4 separate regions of the Homo sapiens genome follow, and regions 1, 3 and 4 are each linked to region 2. The links are chromatin contacts, found by Hi-C or POLR2A ChIA-PET in ENCODE. All regions are on one chromosome and are shown on one strand. The core of a region is the stretch at or near the end of the contact, and the rest is flanking DNA. Distances in the headings are between cores, read along the strand shown.

The links. Hi-C counts contacts between places; a loop is a spot of excess contacts on that map. ChIA-PET counts read pairs that join two places held with the same protein, here RNA polymerase II (POLR2A). Pooled maps may share reads with other maps.
Region 1: a map with no recorded cell type shows a loop between it and region 2 (18-fold over the local background). The contact joins two enhancer-like sites. A Hi-C loop is called at or near these places in 2 of 37 single-sample maps with no recorded cell type and 3 of 50 pooled maps.
Region 3: a loop to region 2 is called in a pooled map, with 1.9 times the contacts of the local background. The contact joins two enhancer-like sites. A Hi-C loop is called at or near these places in 1 of 50 pooled maps. POLR2A ChIA-PET finds 5 or more read pairs at or near these places in 2 of 52 experiments (T-cell and activated T-cell).
Region 4: a map with no recorded cell type shows a loop between it and region 2 (22-fold over the local background). The contact joins two enhancer-like sites. A Hi-C loop is called at or near these places in 4 of 37 single-sample maps with no recorded cell type and 3 of 50 pooled maps.

What each region holds. Positions count from the first base shown.
Region 1 is chr5:158,952,591-158,955,557 of GRCh38, reverse strand. All of the region lies in intron 6 of EBF1 (EBF transcription factor 1), which reads left to right. Among named protein-coding and RNA genes, the nearest start is that of EBF1, 150 kb to the left of the region's middle. RefSeq lists an enhancer at 1,202-1,331. Within about 2 kb of position 1,482, at least 5 of the 41 ENCODE cell types and tissues checked have a DNase peak (open chromatin) inside an H3K27ac peak, as active enhancers do.
Region 2 is chr5:156,918,907-156,922,181 of GRCh38, reverse strand. TIMD4 (T cell immunoglobulin and mucin domain containing 4) reads left to right here. Exons shown (of 9, transcript NM_138379.3): 7 at 1-83; 8 at 1,679-1,718; 9 at 2,641-2,890. The coding sequence ends at 2,725. Among named protein-coding and RNA genes, the nearest start is that of TIMD4, 43 kb to the left of the region's middle. RefSeq lists an enhancer at 1,279-1,388. Within about 2 kb of position 1,626, at least 4 of the 41 ENCODE cell types and tissues checked have a DNase peak (open chromatin) inside an H3K27ac peak, as active enhancers do.
Region 3 is chr5:154,056,907-154,060,019 of GRCh38, reverse strand. MFAP3 (microfibril associated protein 3) reads right to left here. Exons shown (of 3, transcript NM_005927.5): 3 at 2,570-3,113. Among named protein-coding and RNA genes, the nearest start is that of MFAP3, 19 kb to the right of the region's middle. RefSeq lists an enhancer at 1,247-1,296. Within about 2 kb of position 1,464, at least 3 of the 41 ENCODE cell types and tissues checked have a DNase peak (open chromatin) inside an H3K27ac peak, as active enhancers do.
Region 4 is chr5:154,383,875-154,386,822 of GRCh38, reverse strand. It overlaps GALNT10 (polypeptide N-acetylgalactosaminyltransferase 10), which reads right to left. Exons shown (of 12, transcript NM_198321.4): 7 at 393-510. Among named protein-coding and RNA genes, the nearest start is that of MIR1294, 38 kb to the right of the region's middle. RefSeq lists an enhancer at 1,819-1,968. Within about 2 kb of position 1,547, at least 6 of the 41 ENCODE cell types and tissues checked have a DNase peak (open chromatin) inside an H3K27ac peak, as active enhancers do.

The DNA.
Region 1 (2,967 bases), core at 233-2,732, 2.0 Mb before region 2:
GCTCTGGTCTAAAAGTCAGTCACATTCCAGGTCTCACTCTGGCCCCTGTGCTCTGGAAAGAGAGGAGCAGTGAGATATGGCCATTGTTGATATGAAAAGCAGAAGGTGGAGGTCCCAGGCTGCTGAGTTAGCCCTCAGTTTGAATCCTGCGTCTGCTGTTTTTTAGCTCTAAGTCCTGAGGCCTCTAATATACATCTACTCTGCAATTACTTCTCTCTCTCTCTCTTTTTTTTTTAGATGGAGTTTCGCTCTTGTTGCCCATTCTGGAGTGCAGTGGTGCAATCTCGGCTCACTACAACCCCTGCCTCCCGGATTCAAGCGATTCTCTTGCCTCAGACTCCCAAGTAGCTGGGATTACAGGTGCCCGCCACCACTCCCGGCTGATTTTTGTATTTTTAGTAGAGATGGGGTTTCACCATGTTGGCCAGGCTGGTCTTGAACTCCTGACCTCGTGATCCGCCCTCCTCGGCCTCCCAAAGTGCTGGGATTACAGGCGTGAGCCACTGCGCCCGGCCCAATTACTTCTCTGTAATTTTTTTCCCCTGAGGATTGGTGGGGAAAAAAAATGCTTGGCACATAACACTCCATGTTAAGTTTCAGGATTATTTCTTCTTTTTACATTATTTTAGTTTTTTGTTCATATGTACTCAGGGCTCACACTTTGCTTGGCTCCGTAAGTCCTAGAGAAAAATGGTATGAGAAATGAATTCACATGAAGCATTAGTGCCTTAGTCTCTTACTGTTTTTACCTTTCCCGTGAATATTTGTGCTTACAAAATGGTGTCCAGAAAGGCAGTGCCTCAGCGAGATAAATATGTTTCTAATCTTAGCATCTTGGGCAGAGTGAGGCTGGCATCTGAGGTCAGGGAGGCCACAGGGCCACGCTACTGACCGCATTGGTAACAGACTCCATTAGGTTGACAGAAAGGTTAAGGTTCCTGGAATCTGTCTCTAAATTCTCCGTACCCCCTCATTAGGTTAGAAGCCAATGCCAATACAAGTAACCAATACCAAACCCTCTCTTGCTTACAGAGGCATTATTAAGTTGGGGGCACCCTAAGAACAATTCATTGCAAATAATTGTTGGCACATTTATTCTCATGGCACAACTTTCAAAAGCAAATTAATTATAAACTGGTTGCAATTTAATTCAGTTTGTCTGGATTATGTGTTTGCAAGGCCTAGAGTACATTTGGCACCGTTGCTGGCACATTTGGATTTTAATGTCTTTGACAAGCCACAGCTTCCTTGGCCTGGGTAAACGGCCTACTGCCATACTGTCATTTAACTAGATTGCGTCAGAGTGACTCTTTAGCTTCGCGGTGGGTCTTCAGTTTACAACCTCCACGCCACCCCATCAGCCGCACGGGCATAGATCTCAACATGTATCAGGAAACTGGAAGAAAGCTGTGAACAGAATACTCTGAGAAAATGATGGTTAATCGTGTAGAAAAGTTTAACTATTTGCATCAGCACAATATTACACAGGCACATACGACTTTCAGTTCCCTAAACCTGAGAAAAGGTTTAACAACATTGTGTGAAATCTGACATCTTGCTATTCATATAAATGTGAAAGGCAGATTGGGAAAAATACAGTAAAATCCCCGCTTTTGTGCAGAGAATGGTGCATATTTTTCCCCTAATTATGGAAGGTAGCCTTTTATTTCTTCTGAATTCATTCATTTCTGAGCCTGTGTTTTCAGCTTGCTTATGAAACTCAATTATAAAACCAGGGTTAAAAATTAAGTCAAGTCACAGGCTATACTCCTCTTTGATTCTGGGGCTCCTGAGAACTTCCAGCCCTCTGCCACTGGCTTGAAAAATCTCTACCCTTACAAATCTCTCAAGCTTTCATGCACCTCTCCTACACAGCAGATTAATTAAGGAAAAAGATGGAAAACTCCTGGCACCATTTTATCTTTCCAAACTGTGATTTGCCTCTTCCCCCTAAATCTTCCCTTCCCTCTCTTCTGCTCCTTTCTCAAAAAGAAAGTGTATGATTGTCAACTTTCTGAGTTCAAGACAGTGGAGGATTAAACTGGCCTTACTGAGATTTGAACTTGTGACTCAAGTCATTGGATTTTGTGAAAGAGGCCCAAACTCTCCGGACTGGACAGGTTACAGCTCCGGTTTCTGTCCCTCTGCTGCCTTTTCCTGGGTAGCATGATGATCTCTGGCATTTATCTATCTATGAGGCTTGCAAAATCGCGGCCTGTCATAATGGTAAATAAAATGTGTTAAAGTTAATATGAAGAAGAAAGGAGCAATTACAACTGCTTAAAACAGTCTTCAAATATACTTAAGCAGAGGTTTGCCACGTAAACACACAATTAAAGCAGGAATTTGTGATGGATGCAAGGGTTTGACGGTCCCAGACATACTGTTTACTGGTGTAGTTAGCAGATGGATAAGTCAACTGATCCCAGATGTGCAGCTTATAAATATAAACTCATGTCTTACTAGTGATGTATGTCTGCAAGTAGCAACAAATTACTTTCTATTTAACTCTTGACTGTTTACTAGGGGGAGCTTTGTAATGCTCACTTGCTTAAAAAAAAAAAAGGATTTTTAAACAAGTTTCCTCTTTTAAAAGTGGTAACCAAATATCTAAAAAAAAGGTACTTTGGTGCAGAAGTTGTTTTAAAGGACAGGTTTAAATAGGCTTACTTTTTTCTTTTAAGTTCAGATACCTAAGCCTTATGTCCCTAGCCGCAGTTTTCAGATATTTGCAGCTAATTAATTCTTAGGAAATCTAATCTGAATTGAATTAATTTTCCCTTTTAGGGCACACGAAGCAACTTTTAGGTAAGAAAAAAAATGAAAACAGCTTTTGTTGCACATAATTCTTGCAACTAATGAAAAGTAATATTGCTGTTCCCTTCAAATAATGCAATAACAAAACACCAAATGAGAGCATTGCATTGTATTGTTATATTTGCTGTTTAAATAATTTAGCTGCAAAAA
Region 2 (3,275 bases), core at 377-2,876:
GCCCATCTCCCAACTACTGATGATCATCGCCCCCTCCTTGGGATTTGTGCTCTTCGCATTGTTTGTGGCGTTTCTCCTGAGAGGTAAGGAGGGAGGGCCAGGTGATGGAGCACTTCAGAACCCTGGCGACTGCAGGAGGATCTGGAGTTGTCTCCACTTCCTTCCCCTTTATCCCTCCCCAAAGAGGCTCAGTTCTGCCATTGTTCCCATCCCAGCCAGGGAAGTAACAGGTAAGTTCATTCTCCCCAAGCTGCTAATGACTCTGTGTATTAACCTCCTGGTAGAGTTTACGTTTTGGAAAAGGAAAAAAAGCAGAAGAGCACCTTCATTTATTGGACATTTCTGTGCCAGTCCTGATGGTATACTCTTGATGTGCCTAATTCATTTTATCCCTATTACTGCCTTAAGAGGAAAGTACTATTTCCTACTTTGTTCACTTTCTCTGTTCTTTGGTTGGGAAAACCCTAGCTTGTCTCTTCTTTTGGCTAGGATTGTTGCAGGACGAAGACCATGAACAATCCTGGTTTTCTTCTTCTTTTTTTTTTTTTTTTTTTTTTTTTTTTTTGAGAGAGTCTCATTCTGTTGTCCAGGCTGGAGTGCAGTGGCGTGATCTCAGCTTACTGCACCTCCGCCTCCTGGGTTCAAGTGATTCTCCTGCCTCAGCCTCCTGAGTAGCTGAGACTACAGGTTCACGCCATCACACGGGACTAATTTTTGTATGTTTAGTAGGAGGGGGTTTCACCATGTGGGCTAGGTTGGACTCAAACTCCTGACCTCAGGTGATCCACCCACTTTAGCCTCCCAAAGCTCTGGGATTACAGGCATGAGCCACCATGCCTGGCGTGATCCTGGTTTTCTTATATGTTCCCTAAAAGCAAGCTTTCTTAACCTGGAGGCCACAGATGGACTTCAAGGGTAATGTGAATCCTTTGAAATCACATGCAAAAGTGTTTATGTGTTCATGCCTGCATTTTTCAGGGGACAAGGTCTGTAGTTTTCATTAAGTTAGCAAGCTGCTCCATGACCTTGCACCTCCATCCCACCCCTGCCCCCCGCCCCCAAAAGTTTTAAAATGCTACAAAAACAGCCATGAAACAGCTTATGGTTTTCAGGCAAATTATAGGCACGTGGCACCTGGTACTGTTGTAAAATGGGGATAAATTGTTCTGTACTCATTAACAAAAGCTGTTTCAGGGCAGTATGTCAGGAGATGAGACTAGTAACCATCTCAGCTGATTTGAATAATAATGAAACTTGTATATTTCAACACCTGCCCCAGGTGCAAAAGCAAATTTAAAATTTACTGGAATCCTGCTGTTAGCCTTCATACAAAGGCATGATTACAGTTTTGGAAAATTCTGAGTATGTCTCGTAAAGAAGTGTTTTGAAACCCAAGTGAGTGCTTGAATTCTGGATAGGCAGATGACTCAGAATGAAATAGCTTAACACCATTGCCCAGAATGTTGGAACAACTTGGTAATTGATGAGCACTAACTGTGGTTAAAATAGCAAGTGTTTGACCTGGGAAAGGGAATGGCTTTTTCTGCCAAAGCCAGCCACTGGTTCTCACCTTTGGCCCATATCTGCTCTTTGCGGGGCAGCACTGGAATTCCCCCAGCATTTTGCATGTTCTATGCACCGCAGCCACTCTGCTCACACTGTGGCCTTGTCTTTTCAGGGAAACTCATGGAAACCTATTGTTCGCAGAAACACACAAGGTAATCTATCTTGCATGAATGGGTGTTGTAATGATTGTACAAGCTGTTACAAATGATTAGCTACTACTCAGTGGTTTAATGACTTGAGCTTGTGTTACGATTACACATAGAGTTGGAAAGATGTGACATTAGAAGTGAAAAAGTTGTGCAGATTTAGCTCACATTAACCTGTGTCTTGGTTAACACTCTGAGCAAAATGCCAGTACCAAGGCAGGTGGGATTAATAGAAGTATAGCACGCAAAAGAAAGAAGGTGATATGGCACTTTACTCTGAAATTTTTTGTTCACCTATGGGTAAGTTAGTTTAAGAGGCCATTGTTAAACTGGAGTTTATTGAGGAGCGTTGGCAATATGGAAAATGAAAAAAGCATGTAGAATATTATTCCTGGGAGTTGGTTCCTCTGCCCAGTTAGACCATGGAAGCAGCTTGTTTTGGGGCCTTTTTAAAAATAGTATTTGAAGATTCTCTAGTAAGGGATTTTAGCTATTTGCCCTATTCTATAGCTTTTGGAAAAGAAATTTTTAAAAAAGGCATAAATTATTAATGAAGTCCTTGCCTAATTAATTGCATTCACTAATTAGTTGCATTAATACCACAATATGTATTAGCAAGAAGGAAAATTGACACCCAGCGAGGTGACCTTTCAAGGTCACACTTAGAGACCTTTTGGTAAATAAACGTATTGAAATCATGATTTTATATTTTGCTAAGAATCTTTTTTATCTCATTATAATGGATTGGCAGAAACTCTTTTTCCCCTGCAGCCTCAGTTTTCCCATCTGTAAAATGTGGAGCTTAGACTAAATGAACTGTGAGCCCTTTGAACTTTAAGGGTAATTGCACTGTAACTTAGCAGCATCTGTTTTGTTTTGTTTTCTAGTCTTGTGTTTCCCATTATGAGCCCCTCTTTTCTGTTTACAGGCTAGACTACATTGGAGATAGTAAAAATGTCCTCAATGACGTGCAGCATGGAAGGGAAGACGAAGACGGCCTTTTTACCCTCTAACAACGCAGTAGCATGTTAGATTGAGGATGGGGGCATGACACTCCAGTGTCAAAATAAGTCTTAGTAGATTTCCTTGTTTCATAAAAAAGACTCACTTATTCCATGGATGTCATTGATCCAGGCTTGCTTTAGTTTCATGAATGAAGGGTACTTTAGAGACCACAACTTCTCTGTCCATGCTCTAATCATCTCTGTAGAATCACCGCTAAGTGATCTTTCACAGTACACTTGAACACTTTCAGTGACAGTGAACTCCTTACCACACGCAAGGGAGTCCATTCAATCTCAGAGCAGTTCTGAGATTAAGAAATATTTATAGCAAAATCTGTCTCCGGATGACATCTGCCCATAGGTCATAGTTGAGCTCCTTATGCCTATCAGAACATCTCCTTTATTAACTGCCGGATCAGTGTTGTGTGAACTAACAGGACAAAAAATCTATAGGCTCCATCAGTCAATAAGACTGATTTTTTTTTTTCTCTCTTAAAGGTAATGTCAAGAGAGTAGAAATCCAAAAGATGGTTACCTTTGGAGAAACATGTGCTTATTC
Region 3 (3,113 bases), core at 215-2,714, 2.9 Mb after region 2:
TCTGCCTGGAGTACCCCTCCTAACTTTTGAATGTCTGGGTCCTCATAATTTGGGTCTCAGCACAATGCCCTTTTCGAAGGGGGTTTTCTGACCCCAGTGAATAGATATACACTGCCAGTCACTCTGTCACTGTGGAGTCCCTGGCTCATGGAAGAACACTTGGCACATAGCAGGTGTCAGCAAATACCTGTTCATGAATAAATAGGTTAAGAAAAGCCAACTATGCCCCAGCAGAATCTGATAACCTGTCTGCGGTTTGAGCTACGTGTACTGGAGACAACAGAAATGATGACTTGAAGATTTAGCCTAGCACTTACTGCTTCTGATTCTTGTTTTGTTCATGTATGTGATCATCTTCAAGGAACATGGTTTGCAATTTTATCCACCACAGAACCACGTTTTGCTCCTGTCATTCATGTGAAGCTGACCTTGTCACACACTGCTTGTTACCCACAACCTCCATTTTTCCTCCTTTCTTAATTACAGAAGCCCAAACTTTGGGACAATGTGTCCAGTTAAAAATAAACACGCTCCTCTCCGCAAGCTTTCTTAGTTACAGCAGGTAGCCATGTCTCCTAGTTCTGGCCGCTGCATAGCAGAAGTTGGTTGAGGCTTCGGGAAAGCTATCACTTTCTCGATAAAAAGGTACAAACTCAGCTGCTGTGTCCTTTGTCCTTTGACCTTCTACCCTTCTCCCTGTCTGGAATGCAGACACGATACTGGAGGTAAAACAGTCGTCCTATGTAGCAGGTGCTGTCAGTGCTCTGCCCATTATTCGTTGACAGTCACCATTCTATTTACCACAGGCTTCCTGTTGAAAACTCCTTTTCTCTACCCGAGGCCTTTTGCTAGCTACAGAATCATGCTGAGCCTGTAGAATGCAGTCTGAAAGTGGGGGTTAGTGACCCTGGGAGCAGCCTTTAACTAATGACAGATGGTAGTTGGTGGATAAATATCCCAGCTCTTTGGCCTTGAGGTGGGACAACTGAGGCATGAGCTACATACACCTGGGGCAGAGAGAGCTCCCTGAGGTCCCCAGCGGGACTGAACACTGGTTGCCCACAGCAGTAACCCACTCATTAACACATCCTGTGTAGGCTTTCTTACTTTGCCTGTCTCACTTCCCCATTTCCCTACCTTCCTGGGATCACTTCCCAAATAAACTATTTGCATGTGAATCCGTTTCTCAGGAGCTCCTTCTGGGGGAACCCAAACTAAGACATCTTGTGACCTTGAGGATGAAAGCCACATGCTAAGGATAGAGAGCAGTCTAGAAAGAGCCGAGTCCCTGATGCCAGTTCTTAAGCCCCTGCACCAGCCTTGGACTGCCTATCTCTGGATTTGAGAAAAATAAATCTCTTAGCTATTATGATAAGCCACCACGATCAGGTTTCTATGGCATGCAGCCAAATGCAATTCTCAGAGGTGTGGAGGAATTTTTAGTTGACCACAAATGCAAATATAGTCATCAGTTGGACAAGGCTACTAACAAAGCTGACGCCGGCTCATGACTAGCCCCTTACAGTGTGGTAGATCAGAGCTATCAGTGTTTGCTTATCGGTTGCTATATTTAATCCTTGTGTTAATTCTGTGAGGTAGGCATTATCAATTCTATTTTACTGAAGCCGAGAAAGGCTGAAGCCCTTGTCCATGGTTACAAGGCTAGGGGTGAAATCAGGATTTAAAGTCCAGCAATCTTTTGCCATAGGGATATAAAGGCTAGATTTTCATTCTAAGGAGTCTGTGGCATTTAAGTAATGAGTCACACCTCCCATCTGTTGCCTTTGCGTTCTCCTAACACCTTGTGCTTTTCCATGCCTGTTAACCATCACCACTCTTCACCCTGATGGGACTGCAGACTTTTGCTTCTACCAGAGCTAAACCTCCTGCCCGCCAAATCTCACCATAAACTACACACTATAATCACAAGCTCTTTAAAAATGTACCAAATCTTCTCATCTCTTTTTCTCAAGCTCTTGCCTTTGCCAAAAATGCTTTACTTCAGAAGAGTAAACTGCTGTATTTGGGCCCAGGGAGGATAGTCTGGTATCTGCAGGCCCGTTGTGGGCAGGATACCCATCTCAGTGTAGCTCATAGCACTGAAAACATACACAGTGCTTAGGTGTAAATATTTGTAAAGTTAAAGTGGATTCCAGCCACACTAGAATCCAAGTTGAATTCAAATTTACTCCTATGCTGGGGGCTGTGGCTCATGATTGTAATCCCAGCATTTCGGGAGGTCCAGGCAGGAGGATTACTTGAGATCAGGAGATAGAAACCAGTCTGGGCAACATAACGAGACCCATCTCTACACACACACACACACATAAAATTAGCCACGTGCGTTAGCGTGCACCTATAATCCTAGCTACTCAGGAGGCTGAGGCAGAACTGCTGAGCCCAGGTTGAGACTGCAGTGAGCCATGATCATGCCATCATACTCTGGCCTGGGCGACAGAGTGAGACTACCCTCTCCCCAAAAAATTACCCATTTAAAATCATTAACGTCAAGTTCCATCAAACATACAAATTTCGTCAAACATACAAATGAAACATACACTATAGAAAATTTCAAATAGACTATATACTCCATTGAACGTTTAATAAATTATATTCAAGTATGACTTTCTTTAAAAAAGAGACAAAATTATAATGCAAGTATTTATTAAAATGCTGACAATTTAAACATCCTCTGAATTATATGAAATACTTATTTACTTTTGTGAAATGCGTTAGTGAAAATCTAGGAGTTTCTATGTAAGGCTGAGCATTTTCAACATTCCTGGCCTAGATGAGAAAAGAATGCATTCTCTTACTGGTACTCAGGAAATATTTATACAATACACTTGGGTTCTACTTGCTGGTGTGTGGAGACTAGGCTAGCACCCATGACTGGCTGGGCTCTAGAAAACAAGCATGCAGTGCTCCTGTGCCATCTGGGACCCAAGAGACAAAAGTCTGATCTAGGGTGAAGCTACATGCAGAGGGTGAAGAGGACTATACCAACAGCCTCACTTGTCTGGAGGAGCAAAAGGAAAGCCGTGCACAGATATTGCTTTGACCTTAAAATATTTGTTAAGTGAGGCAAGAAAGAAGCCAGGAGTCTTCTCACA
Region 4 (2,948 bases), core at 298-2,797, 2.5 Mb after region 2:
GAGGACTCCTCTAGGCCTACGTATCCTGTTTGGCCTTCCTAGCTTCTCTGGCCCACTGCTTATTTGCTGGACATCTCAATCTCAGACCTGCCATCTGAGTAGAAGCAAGACCTTATTCCAACATCTTAAGAAGACACAAGGCAAATGCCAGTCAGAGCTGTGGTGAGGACCAGCCTTTGGCAGCTGGAGAGTACTCCCCTTCCCTCCCACACCCCCCCACCCCACAACAAAGAGTGGCCCATGAGCCCCTGTCTTCTTCACCTGATGGGCAGAAGGGCTACAGAACCCTGAGGCCTCCAGTCTTTCCAAGCTCAGGCAGAAGCTGAGACACCTACTGGGACAGGCACTCAGGAGGCTGTGCCAAGAACGGGGCGTCTGGAGAGCTGGCTCACCTTGAAGGAGATTTCATACTGCTCCCCTCCCCAGATCTCCAAGCCTGGGTCATACCCGCCGAGTTCCCAGAACCACTTCCGATCCACGGCGAACAGTCCACCGGCCATCACGGGAGACCTGTCAGAGAAGAAGAACATGGTGTGAAGGTGCAGATGTCCTGGCCACATGCTCTCATGTGGCCCGATAATGCCATTCCCCCAGCGGCGGTGTTCCATGCTGCTCCCTGAACACAGTCCAAGTGTCTTCCAGGGAATCCAAGGCCCTTCCAGGCATCCCCCTTTCTTTCCTACAACTTCCTTTCATAAGAGCTACATTTTAACCAAATGGGACCCGAAGTTCCTTTACACAATTAACACCTAAGAGTACTTGTGAAATGAAATCACAGTACTTTGTCCACATGGGCCCTGTAGCTGCATCATAAATATGTACATGTTAGTCCTCTCACTAGTTAAATGGTCCAAGTTGGGGGTCTCTCCAAGCCTGTCTGTGTTGTAGAATCTCTTAGAGAGATGAAAAAATATACAGCTCGCTGGGCCCCACCTCAGACCTGCTGAAACAATCCTTGCGGGAGGCAGCCTAGGGCTCTGTGTTTTTGAACATGCTCCTTTGACAACTATTACTCAGTAGGCCAGCATGGACGTTTGTTCTGCTGTGGTGTTTACAGAAGAAGCCACTGTCTCTGTCTTTTCAGTTAAACTGGGAGATAAGATTAACTCCATTCATTCATTCTCTAATGAGTTTGTTCATCCCATGCCAGTTGTGAGGGAGGTGCTGGAAGAATCTCGAGGTCAATGAGAGTCCTTCAGGAGATGTTGGTGTAGTGGGGCAGCCCCCTCAAGACAGAGGGTGCATAAGGGACTCCGGGAGGTAGAGACAGCATTACAGGAATCTGAAAGGAGTGTGTCTGTTTCCAGCTTTTGGGGTAAGGAGGATGGCTGGGGCAAGGGTCAAGGAATGAGGCTCAGGGGAGGTGGCATTTAAGTGGGTTTGGACAAGAGGAAATTTGGGAGAGGGAAAGGCACTGAGGGGAGGATAAAACGTCAGCAAGGACACAGAGACGACAAATCATGCAGTACCCACGGGAACAGGAAGTCCGCCTGGCACCGTGCTAAGTGAGGAAACGTCATGCTGCTGACTGTCAGCGTCCCCCAGGGTATCTCGCACAAGACTGGCACCTGGTAGGGGCCAACCAGCGTTTGCTGTGTGAAAAGCTATCAGAGTGGCTGCATCCTTGTCTGGATGCACTGGAAAACTCCAAACCCTCAAATCCAAACATTCCAGCAGCAACCTCCATTCCCCCTCCTGGTCCCTGGAAGTGCAAGCTCATGGGAAGTAGGCTGATCGAATAAGCTCTTAGTCAACCCAAAAGCTGCCCAAGCAGCTCCTCCTTCCAGTAGCAGATGAGCCTTTACAGCACAGGCAGGACTCCTTTAAAAGGGGAGCCCCTGAATATTTACTGAGGGCTTGAATATGCCGGGTGCTGTACGGAGCTAATTTATTAATAAAATGAATTTACTCTTCACCTCGACCTCATGTGGCAGGCCTCATTATCATCACCATTTTACACATGTAAAACTGGAGTGCAGACAGGGAACTTGCTCAAGGCCCCATGGCTAAAAAGCAGCACTGCTGGGATGTGAATCTCTAATCTAAGCCACAGTTCACACCCCTCGCCACCACAATATACTGCCTCCAGGCAGGCAGGAACACTCGAGAAGCAGGTGATGCATGCAAAGAACAGGGCGTGAGAAATTCGGAACCCTCACTCTCATTTCTGCTTTCCTTAACCTGCTGTGTGACCTGAGATGCAGCGTTTAACCATTAACCCTGTGCTACCCAGGAAGGAAGCCACTGGCCACAGGTGATGACTCTGCACTTAAAATGTGACTGGTATGAACTGACATGTGCTGTGAGTGTGAGATACACACCAGATTTCCAAGACTTAGGATGAAAAGAGTATGAAAGAACTCATTAATAATTTTAAAGTGTTGGTTACATGTTAAAACGATAATATTTGAGGTATACTGGTTTAAATAAGATACATTATTAAGATGAATTTTACCTGTTTCTCTTTACCTTAGAAAATAATATCACATATGCAGCTTGTATTATATTGGACAGTGCTGATTTAACCTCTTTGAGCCCTATTCCCCATCTAAACAATGGAGTGATAGCTATACTTCCTATCCCACGTTGCTAGTGATACGGTTGGCTACGTCCCCACCCAAATCTTATCTTGAACTGTAGTTACCGTAATCCCCAGGTGTCATAGGAGAGACCTGGTGGGAGGTAATGGAATCATGGGGGCAGTTACCCCCATGCTGCTGTTCTCATGATAGTGAGTGAGTTCTCATGAGATCTGATGGTTTTATAAGGGGCTTTTTCCTCTTTGCTCAGCACTTCTCTCTCCTGCCGCCTTGTGAAGAAGGATGTGTTTGCTTCCCCCTCTGCCATGACTGTAAGTTTCTTGAGGCCTCCCCAGCCATGTGGAACTGTGAGTCAGTTGAACTTCTTTTCTTTATAAATTACCCAGTCTCAGGCAGTTCTTTATAGCA